Regions from separate parts of the Homo sapiens genome. Here region 1 is linked to region 2. Evidence: chromatin contacts called from ENCODE Hi-C or POLR2A ChIA-PET data. All regions are on one chromosome and are shown on one strand. The core of a region is the stretch at or near the end of the contact, and the rest is flanking DNA. Distances in the headings are between cores, read along the strand shown.

Evidence for each region. Hi-C counts contacts between places; a loop is a spot of excess contacts on that map. ChIA-PET counts read pairs that join two places held with the same protein, here RNA polymerase II (POLR2A). Pooled maps may share reads with other maps.
Region 1: a map of Caco-2 shows a loop between it and region 2 (21-fold over the local background). The contact joins the promoter of AP1S3 here to the promoter of FARSB in region 2. A Hi-C loop is called at or near these places in 1 of 168 maps with a recorded cell type or tissue (Caco-2) and 9 of 50 pooled maps. POLR2A ChIA-PET finds 5 or more read pairs at or near these places in 1 of 52 experiments (SK-N-SH).

What each region holds. Positions count from the first base shown.
Region 1 is chr2:223,833,744-223,839,855 of GRCh38, forward strand. It overlaps AP1S3 (adaptor related protein complex 1 subunit sigma 3), which reads right to left and starts at 3,839. Exons shown (of 5, transcript NM_001039569.2): 1 at 3,705-3,839. The coding sequence starts at 3,707. RefSeq lists enhancers at 3,246-3,335, 4,206-4,385 and silencers at 3,446-3,875, 3,906-4,035.
Region 2 is chr2:222,653,704-222,660,089 of GRCh38, forward strand. It overlaps FARSB (phenylalanyl-tRNA synthetase subunit beta), which reads right to left and starts at 2,389. Exons shown (of 17, transcript NM_005687.5): 1 at 2,313-2,389. The coding sequence starts at 2,370. It overlaps LOC124907985 (a long non-coding RNA gene), which reads left to right and starts at 2,730. Exons shown (of 2, transcript XR_007088095.1): 1 at 2,730-2,808. RefSeq lists an enhancer at 2,450-2,499 and a silencer at 2,616-2,812.

The DNA.
Region 1 (6,112 bases), core at 2,589-5,088, 1.2 Mb after region 2:
AATAACAGAGGAGAGGTGATGGTTACTGAGCATTTACAATGGCAAAGCTGTTTGAAGCGCCTTCACACGCATTCACTTATGGTACCTGTTAAACTCCGGGACAGTGATTATGAAACTTTTTGGATGCCTTTACACTCTTTTTATTTATTTATTTATTTATTTATTTATTTATTTATTTATTTGAGATGGAGTTTTGTTCTTGTTGCCCAGGCTGGAGTGCAATGGCACGATCTTGGCTCACCACAACCTCCACCTCACGGGTTCAAGCGATTCTCCTGCCTCAGCCTCCCAAGTAGCTGGGATTATAGGCATGCGCCACCACACCCAGCTAATTTTGTATTTTTAGTAGAGACAGTGTTTCTCCATGTTGATCAGGCTGGTCTCAAATTCCTGACTTCAGGTGATCCGCCTGCCAATCCCAAAGACCTTTTTGTTTATGTGGGTTATATCCACTGATATTTATTGTATTTGAAATTAAAATGAAAAAATAGATATTAACATATTTTAAAATAATACGACTTGGGCAACATAGGTAGGCTTCATTTCTACAAAAAGTAAAAAATTCCACTGGGCCCAATTGTTCATGCCTATAATCTCAGCACTTTGGGAGGACAAGGTGGGAATATTACATGAGTTCAGGAGTTCAAGACCAGCCTAGGCAACAAAGTAAGACCTCATTTATACAAAAATCAAAAAATTACCTGGGCATGATGGCACACACCTGTGGTCCCAGCTACATGGAAGGCTGAGGTAGGAGGATGCCTTGAGTCCACTGGGTTGAGGCTGCAGTAAGCCATGTTCATGCTACTGCACTCTACTCTGGGTGATAGAACAAGCCTTGTCTCAAAATAAATAAATAAATAAATAGCTGGGCATGGTGGGACATGCCTACAGTCCCAGCTACTCAAGAAGCTGAGGTAGGAGGGTTGCTGGAGCCTAGGAGGTTGAGGCTGCTGTGAGCTGTGATCACACCACTGCACTCAGCTTGGGCGACACAGAGACCCTGTCTCAAAAATAAATAAATAAAAAGAAAAAACAATAGTAAACCTATTACACATTAAACATAAATAACATTTTTATGACCAATAACAATATTTTTCCAAAGCAAAAAAAAAATTAGTGAAAAGCATGGCACTGTTTTACAATTTTGCAAATCTCCTTAATGTCTGGGCTTATCAAAGACAGTTGGACTTTCCTATCTGCATCTGTGTTCAATCTGTTGTACTATCTCAGCTTATGTAGACACAAGAAAACTTCACTGTAGTCTTGTGAGAATGAGAATGAAATGGGAAAATTAATATCTTAGTATTATTATGAAAATAGTTTTGACCTTGCAGACCTCCAGTAAAAGTCTTGGGGACTGCTGGGGGTACCCAGGTCACACTTTCAGAACCTCTGCCTTATGAGTTAGGAGATATTATCTCCATTTTTCAAATGGGCAAACTGAGACAGAGAGGTCAAGGAATTGTCCAAGGCCATACTGCTAGAATAGCTCAGAGTAGCTAAAATGCAATGAGCATAACAGATTTAACCTCAATTGTTTGTTGCAAGGATTGAATGAGATCGTGAATATAAAGAGCAGGACATCCTGCTTGTCTTATCACAAATGCCCAATAACATTAATGTTTCCCCGCCAGGTGCGGTGGCTCATGCCTGTAATGCCAGCACTTTGGGAGGCCGATGCAGGTGGATCACGAGGTCAGGAGTTTGAGACCAGCCTGGCCAACATGGCAAAACCCCGTCTCTACTAAAAATACAAAAATTAGCTAGGCGTGGTGGCGGGCGCCTGTAATCCCAGCTACTTAGGAGGCTGAGGCAGGAGAATTGCTTGAACTCGGGAGATGGAGGTTGCAGTGAGCCAAGATCATGCCACTGCACTTCAGCCTGGGTGACAGAGCAAGATTCCGTCTCGAAGAAAAAAAAATAATAATAATGTTTCCCATTTAGCAAAAACTGGTAGAAAAGCTGGAGAAACTTCCCACATTTCTGATCAACTCATCACACATATGACACCAGCAAGAAAAAATAAAACTCCACCACAGGTATTGTCCAGAGGAGCAGCTTTTCCTTATAGACCAAACCTTGGCCCATTCCTCAGCACAAAAGCAGCCTTTGATGACTCAGAAACGCAGGGCCTTATTCCAGCCTCTGTTAGGCAAATTACACTGGTGGACTGGGCATCTGTCACCTTGTTCCTTGGGAAACTTGAGCAAGCCAAGAAACCTGCTCCATTATTTACAGCATTGTTTTTGCATCACGCTGTATTTACAAGGAACCCTCAACAGACAAAAATGATGCCGCTAGTGTGTGCAGCCAAACCTTTAACAGAAACCAGCAACTGCGGTCTTGCTGGCCAGGTGCTCAGCACTCCCCGGCTCTCTTTGTTGATCAACTTTCTTAGCCCACGTGGCCCACCCACTCCTGCCTCCGGTGGGCCCACAGGGTGCAGGTCACTTCCCTTCTGCGGATTTGGGAAGTGGTAACACACTTGGGGAAGTGGGACTAGTGACGTTCAGACCACCACACTCTTAAAAGGCTGCCCCTAAACAGCAGGCAAGAGCAAGAGGAGCCTGAGCTATCGCTTCCACCCAAGTGCAGGTCACCAGATCTCTCATCAGCAGGGCTGCGGCCGGCCTCAGCTTCCAACCTGACCCCCTATCCCCTGCCCTTACACACCCCAGTCCATTCTCCAACCACAGCCAAACTGCACACCATGCCGGGTGCAGTGGCTCACCCCTGTAATCCCTACACTTTGGGAGGCCGAGGCAGGCGGATCACCTGAGGTCAGGAGTTCGAGACCAGCCTGGCCAACATGGTGAAACCCCGTCTCTACTAAAAATACAAAAATTAGCTGGGTGTGGTGGCACACGCCTGTAATCCCCGTTACTCGGGAGGCTGAGGCAGGAGAATCGCTTGAACCCGGGAGGCAGAGCCGAGACCACACCACTGCACTTCAGCCTGGGCGACAGAGCGAGATCAGTCTCAAAAAAACAAAAGTGCACAACGGGTAAGGTCAGTTTTCTTGCTAAAACGTCCCCGAGGTTTCCCCTACTCAGTTGGAACCAAAACCAAACTCCTTATTTTGGCCTATAAAAACCCGCCTCACCTGGCAGAAGCCCACCTCTCCTGCCACAAACAAGGCCTTCTCCCCTCCGCTTTGCTCTCTCTAATCCACCTGTAGCGCCCCTCCAGGACCTCCAGCAGCTAGAATGTCATGTCCTTGAAGAGGCTTTGCCAAATCAAAAGTTGCCACTCCACCCGGTTGTATTTGAGACTTTACAGCGCTTCTTACTTTAGAAGTTCTCTTCATTTTACTTGTATATTGGACGTGTCCCTCCCTCCGCATCCCCCTCCTGGAAGGTAAGCTTCCTGGAGAACAGGGGCTCCTCCTGGTCCCCCGCGACATCCCCAGCGCCCAGCACCGAGCCCGGCACAGACTAAGCACTCGGCTAAGGCGGATCGAATGAATGAATGGAGCCGCGGCGCCGCGGCGCCGCGTTGCCGCAGGAATCCCGGGCAAGCGATCCTGGCGCGTCCGCACCGTCTGGGGCAGCGGGGCCACAGGGACGCACGGTTCGGGTGGCCAGGCGGGACTCGGCCCGCACCCCCACCCGGCCGCGCGCCCGGCCCGGACGCCCCAGGTGCCTCCCCGGAGCGCGAGCGCCCCCACCGCCTACCCGGGCCGGCGGTTCCCCCGCACTCACCATCGTGGCTGGGCCGCCGCCTCCCCCGCCTTGCGAGCAAGGAGCGCTGGAGAAGCGAGGGCGAGAGGCGAGCGCTGGAGCCGGTGCGGCTGACAGGTGAGGCGCCCGGCTTAGACCATGGCTGCTTCCCACAATGCCCTGGCACTGAAAGTGTGCAGACTCCTCCCAGCGCGGCTGCCTCCTCCCTGCACGCTCCTCCCCGCTGCCTCCTCCCCGCGCCCTCCTCCCCGCTCCCCCCGCTCCTCGCCCTCCTGCTCTCCTTCTTTCTTCCTTTCCCCTTTCTCCTCCCTTCTCCTCCTCCTCCTCCTCTTCCCTCCTTTCTGCCTCTCCTCTGTACCCCCTCCCCGCCCCCGCCTCGGCTGCAGCTGTTCCCGCCCCGAGCCGGCCGCACCTGGAGCGAATGCACCTGCGCGCGCGGGCGTCTGTACCCCGACAGCCCGCAGCTCGGCGCGGGTGGTCAGGCGAGAGCGCGTGGCCCGCTAGGAACTCCCTGCGCGGGGAACTCCCTGCGCGGAGAACACCGGGGACTTTTCGCGATTCTGCCGCGCGAGTGTGTCCTGTATTCCTTCCGCAAACGTTTATCAAACCTGGCAAAGATACTTCCGATACACTCGCAGAAAGTGCCGGGGGCTGCCTTATCCTAAGCCTCCTAGGGAGGGAGCAGTTGGAAGAGAAAGAACTAGAAGCGTTTTCTTATCCCCTTCTGCCCCCATTTCACTTTTTAAAAAGTAAGCTCTGCAGTCTAAGGGCAAAGATCATTTTAAGCAGGCCCCCATTTATTTATTTATTTATTTATTTATTTATTTATTTATTTATTTATTTAGAGACGGAGTGTCGCTCTGTCGCCCCGTCTGGAGTGCAGTGGGGCGATCTCGGCTCCCTGCAACCTCCGCCTCCTGCGTTCAGGGTGATCCACCCGCCTCGGCCTCCCAAAGTGCTGGGATTACAGGCATGAGCCACTGCGCCCGGCAGCACGACCCCCTTTTAAGAAGTCTCTCCTAAGAAGTTGTGGTGTAGAAAGTTCGTTCTCCAATCTCTCCTCCCCTTGACTTTTCTTAAATCTAGGGCGTTGAGAGTCTCTAAACCCCCAAGCTGTAAACAGAGTTTTTTCTTTTTTCTTTTAATTATATTTACCAGATAGACTAGATGTAAGCAGAGTTTTTAATGCATATTCATGTTTTTGAGAAAGGGAGTCCACTGGTTTTATCAAATAGCTAAAGAGATCCTAGACCCTGCAAAAGTTAAGAATCATTTCCTGGGCCAGGCGTGATGGTTCATGCCTGTAATCCCAACACTTTGGGAGGCCCAGGTGGGCGGATCGCTTGAGACCAGAAGTTCGAGACAAGCCTGGCCAACATGGTGAAACGCCGTCTCTACTAAAAATACAAAATTTAGCTGGGCGTGGTGGCACACGCCTGTAGTCCCAGCTACTAGGGAGGCTGAGGCAGGAGAGAATCGCTTGAACCCGGGAGACAAAGGTTGCAGTGAGCTGAGATCATCCAGCCTAGGTAACAGAGTGAGACTCAGTCTGAAAAAAAAAATGTCATTTCCTGGGTGGTCCCTGGAACCCCAAATCAGTGAAAGTCCTTCCCAGGATGTGTTGTGTACCTTCCTAGGGATGTAGGCCCACCCAGGTGACTGAAAATATGGGAAACTCCATCCACCCCTGCATTCACACTGCAAATATTCATCACTCTAGGCCAGGCCCTACAACAGGAGCCTGGGGGACCCAGCTGGGAACAAACAGGTGGTCTGTCTCCTGGAGCTTACGTCTCTTGTGGGACAACACATAATAAACAAGTAAATAAAATATAAGAAATTAAGATGAGTGCTAAGAAGGAGATATTTGAGTTCCTCGGATGGGCACAGGGAAGCTACATTGATTTAGCTGAGTGGTCAGGTAAGTGCCCCCTGGGGAGGTGACAGAAGACTTGGATGTGAGAAGCCAGCGCTCTGAAGAAGAAGAAAAAAAAGTCCTTCTGGAAACACTTCAAAAAAGGCCTCTATGTGAGTTAAGTGCCAGGAGGCCTAGAGGTGGGCAGGGGCCAGAGGCAATGAGTGTTCTCTACATTAGGGCATCACTGCAAGCCCCCAGGAGAGCCACAGCCTCCAGCCTCAAAGCTCTCAAACCTGGACTTGTGGCATTCTGCCGGGGGCATTGGAAGAGGACTATTTGACAACAGTTAAACCCCAGGCGATGGGATGATTTTGCTTCCTGAAAGAAAAGTGAATCTAGGACAGCTACTTTTTAACTCCTATGTTCTTCCCCCAGGGTCTGTTCCTTCCCTTTCTCAGTACATCATGCTTTATCTAACTAGATAGAATCTAATCTTTGTGCTTCTCCTCCTTTCTAGGTAACTTCAGGGCAGGGCCCAGCTCTGTGCCACCATCCAGAGCCTTGTGCTGTA
Region 2 (6,386 bases), core at 1,139-3,638:
CACTACAGCCTTGACCGCCTTGGTTTAAGCGATCCTCCGGCCACAGCCTCCCAAGTAGCTGGGACTACACGTATACACCACCACACCCAGCTACTTTTTGTAGAGACAGGGTTTTGCTGTGTTGCCCAGTCTGGTCTCCAACTCCTGAGCTCAAGCAATCTGCCCACCTCGTCCTCCCAAAGTGCTGTGATTACAAGCATCAGCCATGTACCTGGACCTTAAAAGATTCAGTAGCTAACAAACACATATTTGTGAAAAAATCAATCTTAATTGATCACTGACAATATGAAAAAAAAAGGGAAGCAGACAGAATATGTTAAAACATCAGATGATAGTAAATAGGTTATAAATCTCACCATTTTTAAAAATCTGGATTATTTCTTACCTCCCTAGAAATGGAGACTGGGATGGGAACTGATTATAGATGTTTTGAACAAATATTTGCCACCTACCATCTTAGGCAATTCAGGTATACAGACTGAGCATTCCCAATCCAAAAATCTGAAATCTGACATGCTCCAAAACCCAAAACCTTAAAGTGCAGACATGATGTCACAAGTGGAAAATTCCACACCTGACTCCATGTGACTTGTCAAAAACACAGTCAAAACCTTGTTTCATGCAAAAAAAAATTATTTAAAGTATTCCATAAAATTAACTTCAGGCTATGCATATAAGGTATATGTGAAATATAAATCAATTTCATGTTTAGACTTGGTCCCACCCCCAAAATATCTCATTATGTATATGCAAATATCCCAAAATCCAAAATCCAAGACGCTTCTGGTCTCAAGCATTTTGGATAAGGAATTATTAACCTGTACCACATCCCATTAGTGAGAATATGGTTTAGAAGGGCAGGTAAGAAATATAAATAAGCTCATTATAAAATAAAGCGATTAGGCGATTAGAGCCAAGTACAAAGGGTAAGAGTAATACAATACCCTTGTATTTCCTTTACTTTCAGGGACTTATGGCAGAACTTACGAAGAATATCACATAGAGAATAGGTACTATCTAAAAGTACACACTTAGGAAAGATTCTTAAAAGCCAGCTTTATTTTCACTGTAACAGTAATCTTATTCTGGGAAGCGGTGGCTGTCATTAAACCAATTAGGCCTTTGTTAACACACTGAGCCCTAAAAACAAAAAAAACAGCTCTCACGAACCAGTTGGTCCAGCCTTTATACAAGCTAAAAATTATGGGGTGGGGGCCGGGCGCGGTGGCTCACGCCTGTAATCCCAGCATTTTGGGAGGCCGCGGCAGGTGGATCACGAGGTCAGGAGTTTAAGACCAGCCTGGCCAAGATGGTGAAACCTGGTCTCTCTAAAAATACAAAAAAATTACTCGGGCGCGATGGCGGACGCCTGTAATCCCAGCTACTCGGGAGGCTGAGGCAGAAAATTGCTTGAACAGGGAGACGGAGGTTGCTGTCAGCCGAGATCGCGCCACTGCACTCCAGCCTGGGAGTGCAGACTCCGTCTCAAAAAATAAAAATAAAAAAAAAAATAGGGTGGGGCAGCTGCTACGGCTGTGAGGTAACTGATAACTGCATTTAATATCTCCCTCCTTTTTTTCAATGGTTGTGTTTTTAGAACTGATTAAAAGATGAAATGTAGAATGAAGTCTACACCCATTTAATACTCCCCATTCAGGTCTCAGATCAAATGTTACCACCCTATCTAAAGTTGTTCTTGGCACAACACCTTTTCTTTCCTTGATGGCATTTAACATTATCCGAAATCATTTTATTAACGTGCTGGTTAATTGTCTGCCTCCATCAGACAGAACGTGGACCTGACGTGTCGTGTGCACAGCTCTAGTCCTAAGCTCTTAGAACAGTGCCTGACACATAACAGGCGCTCAGGAAACATTAATAAAACGAAGACAGGTGGAATGCCGTTCTCCACCCCGCTGCACAAATCTCTCCTCCTACCCCCTTATAAACTGAGTTCCCACAGCGCTGCTATTGCAATTAACTGGCTACGCTCGGGATGCAACCCCGGGTTTCCTTCCTGTTCTATCCCCTGGCTTGGATGTCGGTGCCAGGCACGCTGTAGGCACTCGATGGCAGATCGCTGAATGAATGACACGGCAAGCCGGGCACAAGCAGTGGCACCGCTGCGATGCCGGTTCCGAGGCTACCACAGCCCAGCCGGACCGCCACCATCATCGGCCTTCCCGCGTAAACCCCGGCCTCCCGGAGCCAAAACCTTCAGGAAGGCATGAATGTCGCCACATTGCCCTTTTGGAGGGAGGCCCTGCCTCCGAGAAGAGGCGTAGGGCCCAACGTATAGGGCCGCCACTCACTGTAGGTGCGGCCCAGGGCTTGGAAGAGCAGATCACGCTTCACGCTGACAGTCGGCATGGTGTGTCGAACTCACTGCGCCTGCGCAGCGAGCTGACCCGGGCTTCCCTAGCGAAGCGCGTAGGACCCGCCTCTTCTTGTGCGTGTTGTCTTGAATATCGCCATTCTGCTGGCAACAGTTCCTGTTCTCTTTTTAACCTAAAAACACTCATCATGCCATTACCTCGCTGATTAAATGTATCTTTATGAGACTAATAGCTTAAAAGCCTGTAAGAAAGATATAATTTGATAGAACTGGCTAGGATTTGTCAGGCATTGTAATGTACTGACCCTGAAGTCCCGGATGCTTCCAGGGCGCTAACGGCCGGGGACGCCCACCAGGTGGGCGGGGCGAGAGTGGGGCGCGTCAGGGAGGGGGTGGGGCCTCCACGTGGGAGATCTTGCCTGGAGGTGGTGGAAATGCGAGTGGAGAGGGTTCAAGGCTTCCTGCAGAGAAAGGTGTGCAAATCCTGGCGGCGGGAGAGGGGCTGTTAACAGACCTCAGTTTTTACTTCATTCTTTAATCTCTCCTCTACTCGTATAAGTGATATACCTGTGCTTTGTTTGAACTTTACGGCAGCCCTATAAGGGAGGCATTGTAAGAGACCTCTTTTTTTGTCTATTTGCTCAGTGCTCTCTGCTGTCAGTGGGCTGTGCTCAGCCCTCTGCCAGCATTAAATTTCCTCCTTAAAACAACCCTGAGTGTAATAGGCTGAATAACGGCCCCCAATAATATCAGACCCTAATCCCTGCAACCTCTAAATGTAACTTTATATGGAAACAGCGTCTTTGCAGGTTAAGTTAAGGATTTTGAGATGAAGATTATCCTGGATTCGAAAGACGAACACTAAATGGAATCACAGTATCCTCATCAAATCATAAAAGGGAGGTTGAGAGAGACGATTTAGCCACGGTGGCAGAGATTGGAGTATGGCAGCCACAACCCAAGGATGCCAGCAGCCACCAGAAACAAAGAGACAAGCACACACTGGGGGTGAGGGGGTGGAGGAGCGGGGAGCATCAAGAATAGCTAATAGATGCTGGGCTTAATACTTAGGTGATGGGATGATCTGGGCAGCAAACCACCATGGCATACATTTACCTATGTAACAAACCTTCACATCCTGCACATGTATCCCTGAAATAAACAGAGACAAGGACAGATTCACGCCCAGCCCATGGGGCAGCCCTATAATGCATGCTGATTTGGGCCCAGTGAAACTGATTTTGGGTTTCTGGCCTCCAGAACTGTGAGAGCATAAATTTATGGTTTAAGTCAGCAAGTTCGTGGTAATTTGTTTCAGCAGCCAAGGGAAACTAATACATCAAGATAGGTACCATTATCCCTGTTTTACAGGTAATGAAACTAAGGCACAAACTGGCAGTTCCAGGGGGAGCCTTGCCCTAATCCTTTCTACTGTACAGTGAGTGAGGGCTTCTTCCAAAGTCCTTCACATGAGGGGAGAAAAGCTGAGCCAGATGTAAGCCACCCTAACTATTAATCAAGCAGTTTTTCACTATACAGTATTAGCTCCCCTCCATGGGAAGGCAGTCCCTTCCCAGTGACCAACATAACAGATTGGCAACACCCCATAAATGGCAAACATCCCCAATGCAAAATACAGCTTTCCACCTAAAATTGGTGCTTTCTGCTCAATTAATAAGCAAAGGACTAGTGCCAGGCATGATGGCTCACACTTGTAATACCAACACTTTGGGAGGCTGAAGTGGGCAGATCACTTGAGGTCAAGAGTTGGAAACCAGCCTGGCCAACATGATAAAACCCCATCTCTACTAAAATTACAAAAATTAGCTGGGTGTGGTGGTGGGCACTTGTAATCCCAGCTACTGGGGAGGCTGAGGACTGAGAATCACTTTAACCCAGGAGGCAGAGGTTGCAGTGAGCCAAGATCACGCCACTGCACTCCAGCCTGGGTGACAGAGCAAGACTCTGTCTTAAAAGCAATAACAACAACAACAACAAAATAGTAATAATAAATAACCAAAGGACTTCCTGCTGACCTGCTCTGCTTTGGGCACTCCAAAGTGTTCTGTGGCCTCTGAACCTCAGTTTCCTCATCCATAAAATAGGGATAATAATATACACCTTAAAGAATTATTGTGTCCCATATCTGTAATTCCAGCACTTTGGGAGGCCGAGGTGGGAGGATTACTTGAGCCCAGGATTTCAAAACCAGCGTGGGCAACAGAGTTGGACCCCATCTCTAAACAAAAAGAAAAATTAGCCAGGCATGGCGGCAACACACCTATGATCCCATCTACGCGGATCACTTGAGCCCGGGAGGTTGAGGCTGTGGTGAGCTGTGATCGCGCCACAGCACTCCAGCCTGGGTGACAAAGTGAGACCTTGTCTTAAAAACTAAAAAAGAATTATTGTAAGAATTTGAAATAATACTCATAAATAACTAGTATAGTTCTTATCATGTCAGAGGTCCTGGAAATGGGGCAACTGTCATTTTTTTTAATCCTCCTAGTTAGTTTTCTGCTAGTCTCAGACCACCAAGGGGCATTTTGTTCCCATCTCTCACATCCCCCAACTGACCTATCCTACTTTTTATCATTGCACATGTTACAGGTACTCTGTCCCTTCTCTGTGAGAAGCTAAACTGTTAGAAGATTCTAATGGAAAAGAGGAAACTAGGCCACTAGGGCTCATCACAAATGGCATTAGCTAACTGAAAGGAAAGGTACATGGAAAATGATGAGATCGTATATCACAAAATGTAGGTACATGCTTCTTTCATCTAACTTTGGGGCCAGACTGAAAGCAGGAATGAGGTGGCAGCATTTCCTAGGAAGGAAAGACGAGCTGGACAAAAGGCATGGAAAAACTCTCAGCTCAGCAGAAATTAAGGAGATGCAAATAAAAATTATAAGGACATACATGTTTATACCTAGGAGACTGCTAGAAGTCTTAAAGTCTGAAAAAAATCAGATCTTGGCAAGAATTTGGGAGTATAAATTGATATAACCTCTTTGGAAAATATGGCCTTACCTAGAAAAATGGGGCATGTCCATATCCTACTACCCAGCAATTGCACTGCTAGGAATATTCCCCCAGAGAAACTCTTACCCATGTGCACCAGAAGACTCAAATAAGAATTTTCATGGTTACATTGTTCATTATAACAGAAATCTAGGAACAACCCAATGTTTGTCAGTACTAGAATGGGTAGACAGTTATGATAAATGTATACAGTGAAACACCATACAGTTATGTAAACAAATGAACTACACCTGCATGTATCAACTTGGATAAATCTTACGTTGTAATTTTGAGGGAAAAATGTAAATCACAGAAGAATATGTATCCTTGATGCCATTAATATAAACACTAAAAACCAGGCTAACCTAAAGAGTATATTGTTAGGCATACATAAATAGAATGGTAAGCCTGTAGTAAAAGCAGAGGATGACAAACACAAAATATGAGACCAGTGAGTTCTGAGTGAGTTGGCAGGGCTGCAGCCTGGAGTGTTGGAATACCTGTATTACTCAGAGTCCTCCAGATAAATAAATAGGAAACAAGTAGACAGATATTTATTATAAAGTATTGTCTCACATCATTATGGAAACTGAGAAGTCCCACAATCTACCATCTGCAAGCTGGAGACCCATGAAAATGAGTGAAGTAGTTTGAAGCCCTGAGAGCTGAAGAGGTGGTGGTACAGATGCTGTCTCAAGGCCTGAAAGCAGGGAGAACTGAGAGCAGGGAAAGATCTATGGCCCAGCTCAAGTATTCAGACAGAGAGTGAATGCAGCCTTCCTCCCCCTTTTTATTCTCTTCAGGCCCACCATGGATTGGATAATACCTACCCACATTGGGGAGGGCCATTTGCTTTACTCAGTCTATCCATTCAAATGCTAATCTTGGCTGGGTGTGGTGGCTCACGCCTGTAATCCTAGCACTTTGGGAGACTGAGGCAGGCAGATCACTTGAGGTCAGAAGTTTGAGACCAACCTGGCTAACATAGCAAAACCCCGTCTCTACTAAAAATACAAAAATTAGCTGGGCA